Linked DNA regions of Homo sapiens: region 1 is linked to region 2. Evidence: chromatin loops called from intact Hi-C (ENCODE). Cell type or tissue: A673. All regions are shown on one strand. Each heading gives the region's core, and the rest is flanking DNA. Links, peaks and the distances in the headings are about the cores only. Region 1 overlaps ADGRV1 (adhesion G protein-coupled receptor V1). Region 2 overlaps LOC107986432 (a long non-coding RNA gene).

The links. Peaks named below come from ENCODE experiments on the same cell type or tissue, not always from the same donor. Only the 100,000 strongest peaks of a DNase experiment are listed, where the experiment ranks them.
Region 1: a loop joins it to region 2, with 3 times the contacts of the local background. A loop is called at or near these places in 1 of 110 quality-filtered maps.

What each region holds. Positions count from the first base shown.
Region 1 is chr5:90,870,203-90,874,602 of GRCh38, forward strand. All of the region lies in intron 83 of ADGRV1 (adhesion G protein-coupled receptor V1), which reads left to right. Among named protein-coding and RNA genes, the nearest start is that of ADGRV1, 310 kb to the left of the region's middle. In A673, for the core only: no CTCF peak of the experiment used is centred there; no DNase peak of the experiment used is centred there.
Region 2 is chr5:91,178,131-91,182,530 of GRCh38, forward strand. All of the region lies in intron 6 of LOC107986432 (a long non-coding RNA gene), which reads right to left. Among named protein-coding and RNA genes, the nearest start is that of LUCAT1, 130 kb to the right of the region's middle. In A673, for the core only: no CTCF peak of the experiment used is centred there; DNase peaks (open chromatin) are centred at 591, 1,691 and 1,941; H3K27ac peaks cover 2,077 bases.

The DNA.
Region 1 (4,400 bases), core at 303-4,302, 310 kb before region 2:
ATATAACTAATGTCATTAAGGGCTGGGCTTTGTGGCACTGAATTTAGTGATTTACACATATTGCATTATTTACTCTTATAACAACCAGATGAGATGGGTACTGTTATCATCCCTAAAGAGACTAAGAGATATTCAGTTACCTACCCTAACTTACATAGGTAGAACATTGAAGGAAGAAGAATTTGAAGCCAGATGTGTCTGGCTCCAAAACTCACGTATTTAGAGACCACGCTATGTGGAATGAGAAGGATCACTACAAGAGGATTGGAAAATGTTAAAGTTTTTGAAGCCAAAGAAGGAAAAAGGTTTCAAATGGAAAGATTTGAGCATCATGAGGAGATTAGTCCTCAAATTTGGCAAGAACAAGGTCCCTGGAAACTTGGAGAGAAATGATGAAAATTAGAAAAGGTTAAAGAGTAAATGGATAGGAAGAAAATGGATGAGGCTACCAGACCACACCTGTGAAGTTTGTCAATGAAAGAAGAAGGCAATCAAAGCACAGGAAGTGGGGAACAATTCTGGTGGCTCTGATCATAGGTTTGCTGCAGGGAATCTGGGCCCTGGGGCTGCCACACAAGGGGCAGGTCTCCCCCATCTCCTCCACTAATATTTTCTTTCCTTGAAAGAGAACTTCCTGTTGAAGTTTGTTGAAAGGGTAATAGGAATTAGTAAGTTTCTCTTTGATCCATGTGTTTATTTATATGTTGTGATTAATTTGAATTTTTTAGGTCTAGGCAAGTGACTCCCTGCTAATGCACCTAACTTAATCACCTTATATCTAGGAGAAAATTAGAGCTGTAGTTTGAGCTTTCTTTTTGCATTTCTTGAATCCAAATTTCTGTGATGGCCTTATATTTTTGGTATTGTTACTATTGAACTTTATGTAAACTTGCAATCAATCATGAAACAAATTTATAATTAGCAATTATCAAATAATTATATAAGTCATTCTACAACCAAAAATATTAATATTATGCTATTCACAAGTGTGTGCTTTGGAGGATTACAATGATTTTGGTACTCAAAATAGAGTGAAATTTGCATATTAAGGTATTGAATTCCCCAAAAAAATATTATTTTATTTTTGCTTTCTTTTTATTTAAGGCTACATTTTCCTTTATGTATCAAATTTGTCTTTCTTAAAGTCTCTTAATAATAAAATCGAATTCCTTTTCCTCAACAAGCTTTCAAAATTCAGCTCAAATAGACTGTTCTCACTACATTGAAAATAAGTGGACACTAAAGATACAAAAATAGTATCATGGTCACAATACTGGGAAATTCAGACTTTCCCAAGTGCTGAAGTAGCAAAGCAACAGAAAGAGTGAGTAATATTCTGAATGAGGCTACAGTGACATTATCATGTTTGCAACATAGCTTTCGTTACTAGGAAAATTTGTGAGGCAAATCCAGACTTTACCAAAAAATACCAGTTTGGAACCTTTTATTACAGCTTCAGTAACATAAACTATCCTTGACCTTTAAAAGCCTTCCTTCCTTGATGTCCCTGACTAGGCAAAAGCAACATATGAAAAAAGTTGTTTTTATGAATATTTAATGAGAGCTCTAAAGAACTGTAACAGATATGGAGCGTAGGGGGAAGTGTCTCAGTTTTGGAATTAGAGAGACTGATGGGGTAACATCTGTCAACTACAGTGGAAAAAAAATCACTAGGAAAATAATAAGAATGCCTGATTTGCAGCATTGTTGAGAAGATACATAGTGGATCATGTTCAAATGCCCAAGACACAAGATCCGAGGAAGGAGATTTCAGAAGAGGAGGGCAAGGAGGATTCCTGCTACCTCACGACATGCAGAGGCCCTTCAGGTTCTGCCCTGAGTTGAACACTGAATCCTTCCAGAGAACCTGAGCCCCTGAGCCTGCTTTTCTGTGCTTCAGGCTTTCTTAAATCAGCTGCAAGGGAGGGGAGAATTTGGGGCCCCACCCTTTTTCAATAATTGGCTCTGTCAAGCCTGTAACTGTGCCTTTCCTTGTACTATAGGTAATGTAGACCATGAAATTTGTTTCCGTTGGTCTGCATTATCTGTAATGGACATCATCAGTAATTTTGTTTATAGTTTTTAAGAGTTTTTTTTCCCTGATCTGAGTATTTTCTAAGTGTTTGTGTCCTCATTGCTTGTGTTGAATTGTTATAACCTTAAAAATTGGATATATATAATATGCTTGCCTATCTAGAAAATTATACATATGGTATGAGCTTGTGTGTGTGTGTGTGTGTGTGTGTGTGTGTGTGTGTGTGTGTACATTTGAAATTTGAAATAGACTTATATTTTGAAATACAGAGATACTTGGCTCCATAGCTGAAGGGCTAGAGCACTGGTCTTGTGAAAATACAGAGACACTTATTTAATGAAACAGTACTGCTAAGGACGATGATAAACACTTGATAAGTTAATTCCAGCACTCTATGGCATAGTCAGTATATGTATTATTGCCTCTGCATTGTGTGTAAGAAATCTGAGACACTAAACAATTCTGTGACTTGCCCCAGGTCTCAGATCAAGTAAGTCTATCTCCAAAGGGTGTTTCCATAACCCCTTCTCCACCCCTTTACAGAGGAGCCCTCAGAGACCCCGGTAGTGCTTCTTCCCTCCACTTCCTTGGAGCCTAATAGCATGGTCTTCTTGCAGACAGTTTTAACATTTACTCTGTTACTATAGTAAGCATGCTAGAACTAAAGACTTCTCTTTAGTTTCCTTTGTAACTCTGTGAAATCTTGCTTCCTTCTGTGAAACTTTTTAATGAGTGGTCCTTACAAAATTGGTTTTTAGATTTACATTGACCTAAACCCCAGGAAGTTGTGTCTCCTGAGCTTTATCTGCTTGCTGTACAGCAGAGTGCCTTTTATGTAGTTGCCTACCTGCCTGGCTGAACTTTAAGCTCCCAAGGGAAGAAACTGTTCTTTTTCATATATCACATCCAATGCCAAAAGGTAAAAGACCAAAATAACATCAGTCACAAAGACAGGGCAGCCTTTCCTATAGGCTAGTTGTGTGCAGTCTAGAACTGCCTTTCTGGCAGAGCCCTATTCAGATACCATCTTTCGGGAACATACACTCTGTGTTCTGCCAGGATGGGGGAGGAGCTTGGTTTCAGGCACTATGTTTTGGTTGTAAGGGCGAATGTTATTGCCAAACTGAAACATGTCAAATATCAACAACCAAGTGGGTTTTGTGGTCACATTTCATCTGTAGATGATGGCATGTGCAAGTGATTTTATGGGGTTTGATGTGGAAACTATGAGAAATTCCACAACTCCAGAGTGCACCTCTAAGCCCCAACCCCCCGTTTATTCTCGCTCTTCTGCAAGACAGAGATCAAGGTTGAATGAAAATCTTGAGTACAAATTCTCAATTTTTGCATTTTTAAAAACTTTTAAAGTATAGATTTCTTTACAAAAAATGCTCAGAGAAAAAAATTAAAAAGCCAGGCATGGTGGTGCACGCTGTAGTCCCAGCTGCTCTGGAGGTTGAGAAAGGAGAATTGCTTGAGCCCAGGAGTTGGAGGCTGCAGTGAGCTGTGATCACGCCACTGCACTCCAGCCTGGGCAATAAAGACCTTGTCTCTTAAAAAAAGAAAGGAAAAAAAAAAACCTTAGTTAACCATATTTGGGAATTAAATGCTTTTCTACTGTCTGTTTTTTGGGTTTATCCCATTTGTGATCCCTTCTGTCAATTGTCACCATTATCTTGCTCACCTAAGCCACCTTTCTTCTTTTATGGACTCCAAACTCTTCCCTGTGGTCTTAACCTGACCCCTTTCTCCATAGTCTGTTCTCTCAGCAGCAGGAGTGGTCCTTTTAAAGACTAAATTGACTCTAATCATTTTCCCTAAAACTTTTTGGTGTCTTCCTATTGCACATAACAGAGGGACTCTGACCTCCATCTCCCTCAGGATCAGTCTCTGCCCATTCTCTGATCTCATCTTCTACCACCTCCCCGTTCACCCAGCACAGCCACAGTGGGCACAGTTCTTTAAATATGCCCAGCTTCTTCTTGTCCTACATCCTGTGTTCTAGTTAATACCTAAGCCTGGAAAGTTCTGCCCCAGTGTTTTGCTCATCCGTATTTCCATTTATACAGCATTGACTCACTCAACTCTTACGTTACCACCTCAGAGTGGCCTCCGCAAGAAGACCCACCCCTACGGGGTCTCATCACTGTTATGTTTATTCATATCATATATCCATATCTAAATTTTCTTGTTCATGTATTGTATTCTGTCTCCTTTTCCCCTTTCTAATGGAATGTCAACTCCATTAGATCAGGAATTGCCTGTCTTGTTCATTGCTGTTTCTAGCACTCATAAAAAGCTTTTTGGCTCATACTAGATTTTCAATTTAAAAAACTGGTTAAGGCCGCGTGCGGTGGCTCACACC
Region 2 (4,400 bases), core at 70-4,069:
GCCTGGGCAACATGGTGAAATCCTATCTCTACTAAAAATACAAAAGTTAACTAGGCATGGAGGCCCACACCTGTCCCAACTATTCGCGAGGCTGAGGTGGGAGGATAGCTTGAGCCTGGGAGGCAGAGGTTGCGGTGAGCTGAGATCATGCCACTGCACTCCAACCTGGTTGACAGAGTACGACCCCTTCTCAAAAAAAAAAAAAAAAATTCACACCAAGTGCAAGAAGCAATACAAACGACACAATAAAGAAAATCCCAGAGGAGATAGAAGCAGAAATAAGAACTTAAATTTTTCATAAAAGACTAATACAATAATTTTGGATACTCTGATACACGTATAAAATTCTTCAAAATTTCCTGAGATGAAAAGGTAAATCCCCTGCACCAGGACAGATAGCCTGAGTTACTAGTTTCATAACTAGAATTATGAAAGAGGAATGCTCAAAGGAACAAGCTGCATTTGGAAACATTTTGCAATTTTCAGACCTGAGATCAGTTACCCAAAAGATGAGTTAAAATATTCTGAAAAACAATCTCTTACAATAGACGTCACTAAGCCAGATATGATCCTTCCCCAGAAACAAAAGGAAAAACTGATCATGAAAAGATCTTACCACTTCCTGTGGAATTCAGAATCATCTGAAACACTACTGGAGAAGAAAATAGAGGGAAATATTGCTGGATTTCTTAGTCTTTGCTTGTACCCATTCAATTAATCTTATAGTTTTTCAAACTTATTTTTAGGTTTATCTTATTAACTCTTTTATCTATATTTCATGTGGGAGTATGACAGTCCCTTTTATTTAAATTATCCTACCATTACTATTGAAACTTTTTAAATCAATATTATTCTAAAGCTTTATTTATATGAGGTCAGACTTTTTTTCTGGCTGGATAGGGTAATAGTAGTTGTAATAATTAAAAGTGAAGGAATAACTTAGATCAGAATAAAAAAATATTCCCTGGCTTTTTTACTTACAGGAAATTGTAGATTATTCCTTTCCAGAAGGTGAAAAAAAAATCTTGTGTGAGTAATAAGACAAATTTTCACACAAATAACCAATAACATGAGCTAGACAGATGTTGTTTATAAATTCTTTTACTTGCGCCATTTCTTTGGGAAGTTAGGAAAAAGAAAATCACTTAAAGTACAAAATAATAGATGCTTTGCCATTGGGGCCCTATTATAATATGAAATAGACAAAGTTCAAGTGGTTTTTAATATTAATAGTCTAAACTGTAAAATCATGAATGGTACTGTAATTGGGTTATTTTGGTTGCAGAAAGATCTACTTGTAACCAGCTGCAGTGATAAAGGGCAATTAACAAAATAAAGTTACAGGGATATTTCATGGAAGCTATAGAACTCTCTCCCCTTTATGTCTCTCAACTAGATCGCTATGCTTCCCGGTTAATATGGAAGAAAATTACTGACAACATATACCAATGTATCCTCCACTTAAGAAAGTACCCCAGGCTAGGCATTGTGGCTCATGCCTGCAATCCCAGCACTTTGAGAGGGCCAGGTGGGCAGATCACTTGAGTCCAGGAGTTCAAGACCAGTTTAGGCAACATAGTGAAACCTTATCTCTACTAAAAATACAGAAATTAGCCAGGTGTGGTGGCACTCTCCTGTAATCCCAGCTACTCGGGAGGCTGAGGCACAAGGTTGCTTGAATCCGGGAGGGGGAGGTTGCAGTGAGCCGAGACTGCGCCACTGCACTCCAGCCTGGGTGACAGAGCGAGACCCTGAATAGAAGGAAGGAAGGAAGGAAGGAAGGAAGGAAGGAAGGAAGGAAGGAAGGAAGGAAGGAAGAAGGAAGGAAGGAAGGAAGGAGGAAGGAAGGAAGGAAGGAAGGAAGGAAGGAAGGGAGAACTAAGTCCCCATTCTTTCTTTTTCTTTGAGATAGGTTCTCTCTCTGTCACCCAGGCTGAAGTGCAGTGGTGTAATCTCAGCTCACTGCAGCCTCGACCTCCTGGGCTCATATGATACTCCCACCTCAGCCTCCTGAGTAGCTGGGACTACAGATGTGTACCACTACGCCCAGCTAATTTTTTTTTTTTTTTTTTTTAGTGTAAAGATGGGGTTTTGCTATGTTGCCCAGGCTGTTCTCTAACTCCTGGACTCAAGCCATCTGCTCACCTTGGTATTACAGGTGTGAGCCACTGTACCAGGCCTAAATCCTAATTCTAAATTCCTGCAAATGGATCTCAGATTGTTCCAGTTTAAATCCAAATTTCAATCTCTAATCACCTTTGACAGTGCTAAGTCGTTTTGTACAAATGGTGGTCAGAGGCCCACTGCTGGTACAGTTCAAAGAAAACACAACATACAGCAATAAAAAAATGCCAAGAACAGACCAGGCGCGGTGGCTCACACCTGTAATCCCAGCAATTTGGGTGGCCAAAATGGGAGGGTCACTTGAGGTCAGGAGCTTGAGACCAGCCTGGCCAACATGGCGAAGCCCCATCTCTACTAATGATACAAAAATTAACCAGGCATGGTGGCGCACACCTCTAATCCCAGCTACTCAGGAGGCTGAGTCACGGGGATTGATCGAACCCAGGAGGCGAAGGTTGGGGGCAGTGAGCCAAGACTGTGCCACTGCACTCCAGCCTGGGTGACAGAGTGAAACTGCATCTCAAAAACAAGGAAACAAATGCCAAGAACAATGTTAACATTAAAGCCAAGAAAACTTAACTTGCACAATGATTAATTAGCTACTTCAACTGCAATTTTTTATTGATCTGACTGATTGTCTGTTTTGGTAGCATGCTGAATGCAATCTCAGTGAGCTAATTATAGATCCAGATTAACGGATCTTAATTTCTATATAGATATATATATAATATGATGTAATGGAACTACATCATTGGCTTCAACAGACATCTCATAACTATGAGAGATTCCCAGACATATCTTGAGACTTGTATAGTCTTCTCACTGTTTACCCAAATCTTATCAATTCAAACTTTTATAACTTTGATTTCTTCCTTTAAATTATTACTTGTTGTCAAGTCCACAGTGCTTCAGGACCTGCAGTTCATAAAGACCATCATGTGGATGTCATCCCCTGGAGTTCTACTCCACAGCAGTCCTGTTCATCTGATAGAATGTTTAAATTCTTTTGTAGTTTGTTATTTTTTTTGTGCCTATAACCTACTTTTCCAACTACATTGTAAATTTGTGGAGGCCAGGGATCATGCCTTCCTGTGTTAGTTACCTACTGCTGCATAACAAATTCCACCAAGATGTAGCAGCCTCAAACAACAAACATTTATTATTCACATAATTTCTGAGGGTCAGGAATCTGGGAATGGCTTAGCTGGATCAAACTGTCAGCCAAGGTTGCAACCACATGAGAAATCATCTGATGGCTTGACCATGCCTACAGGATCCGCTTCCAAGAGGGCTCACTCAGATTACTGTTGGCAGAAGGTCTCAGTTCATCCCAATGTGGGATTCTCCACAGGGCTACCTGAACATCCTCACAGTATGTCAGCTCTTTTCCCCAGAGTCAGCGATCATACACAGAGAAAGAGAGAGAGACAGAGAAAGAGAGAGAGAGACAGAGAGAGAGAAAGTGAGCAATAATCACAGCACCTTTTTGTGACTTAGTCTCCGAAGTTACACACCACAACTTCCACTTTATGCTATTGATTAGAAGCAAGTCATTAAATCCAGCCCTCACTCAAGGGGCAGGAAATTAGACTCCACCTCTTAAAGGGAGGAATATAAAAAAGTTTGTGCATGCAGTTTTAGAAGTACCGCACCTTTTTGATGGCATCTTCAGAGTCTACATTTGAGCCAGTACTCAATTTTTATTTTTATTGTGATTGATCACATTGTACAATACTGAGAAAATTCACCCAAGTGAAGTATAGGAGCAAATCAAGCTCATATCTCAGAATATTTGCTTATATTTCCAGCTTTCTAGAAAAAGGTTTAACTTACATGTTTATCAATTAATTAACACATCTATCCTTTCCTGTTATAACCATTATTTGGGGGGCCTTATTACATGTTAGACACCGTTATATAGTAAAGGGACACAAATAAATCTTTGTGTCTCTGCTCTTACTGTACTTTAGAATCACCCTGGAGAAATTTAAAAAATAATTTTGCCTGACCCCCACCCAGAAGATTAAATCAGAATATTCTGGAGTAGAGCTTGGTACTGGTATTTTGTACAGTTCTCCAGATGGTTCTAATATACAGCAAGGGACAAGCTCTACTGAACTAGATAATTTTGGTTGTCTTTTGCATAACTTGTTCTCTTCCCAAAGAGTCTTCTGACATTACAGCAGTTCCCTGTGCAAGGCCAAGAGGTCCAGGTGACAGTCCAGGGAGGGGAAAAAAATGTGTGTTTCTTGATCCTTTGACACATGGTGCATGTG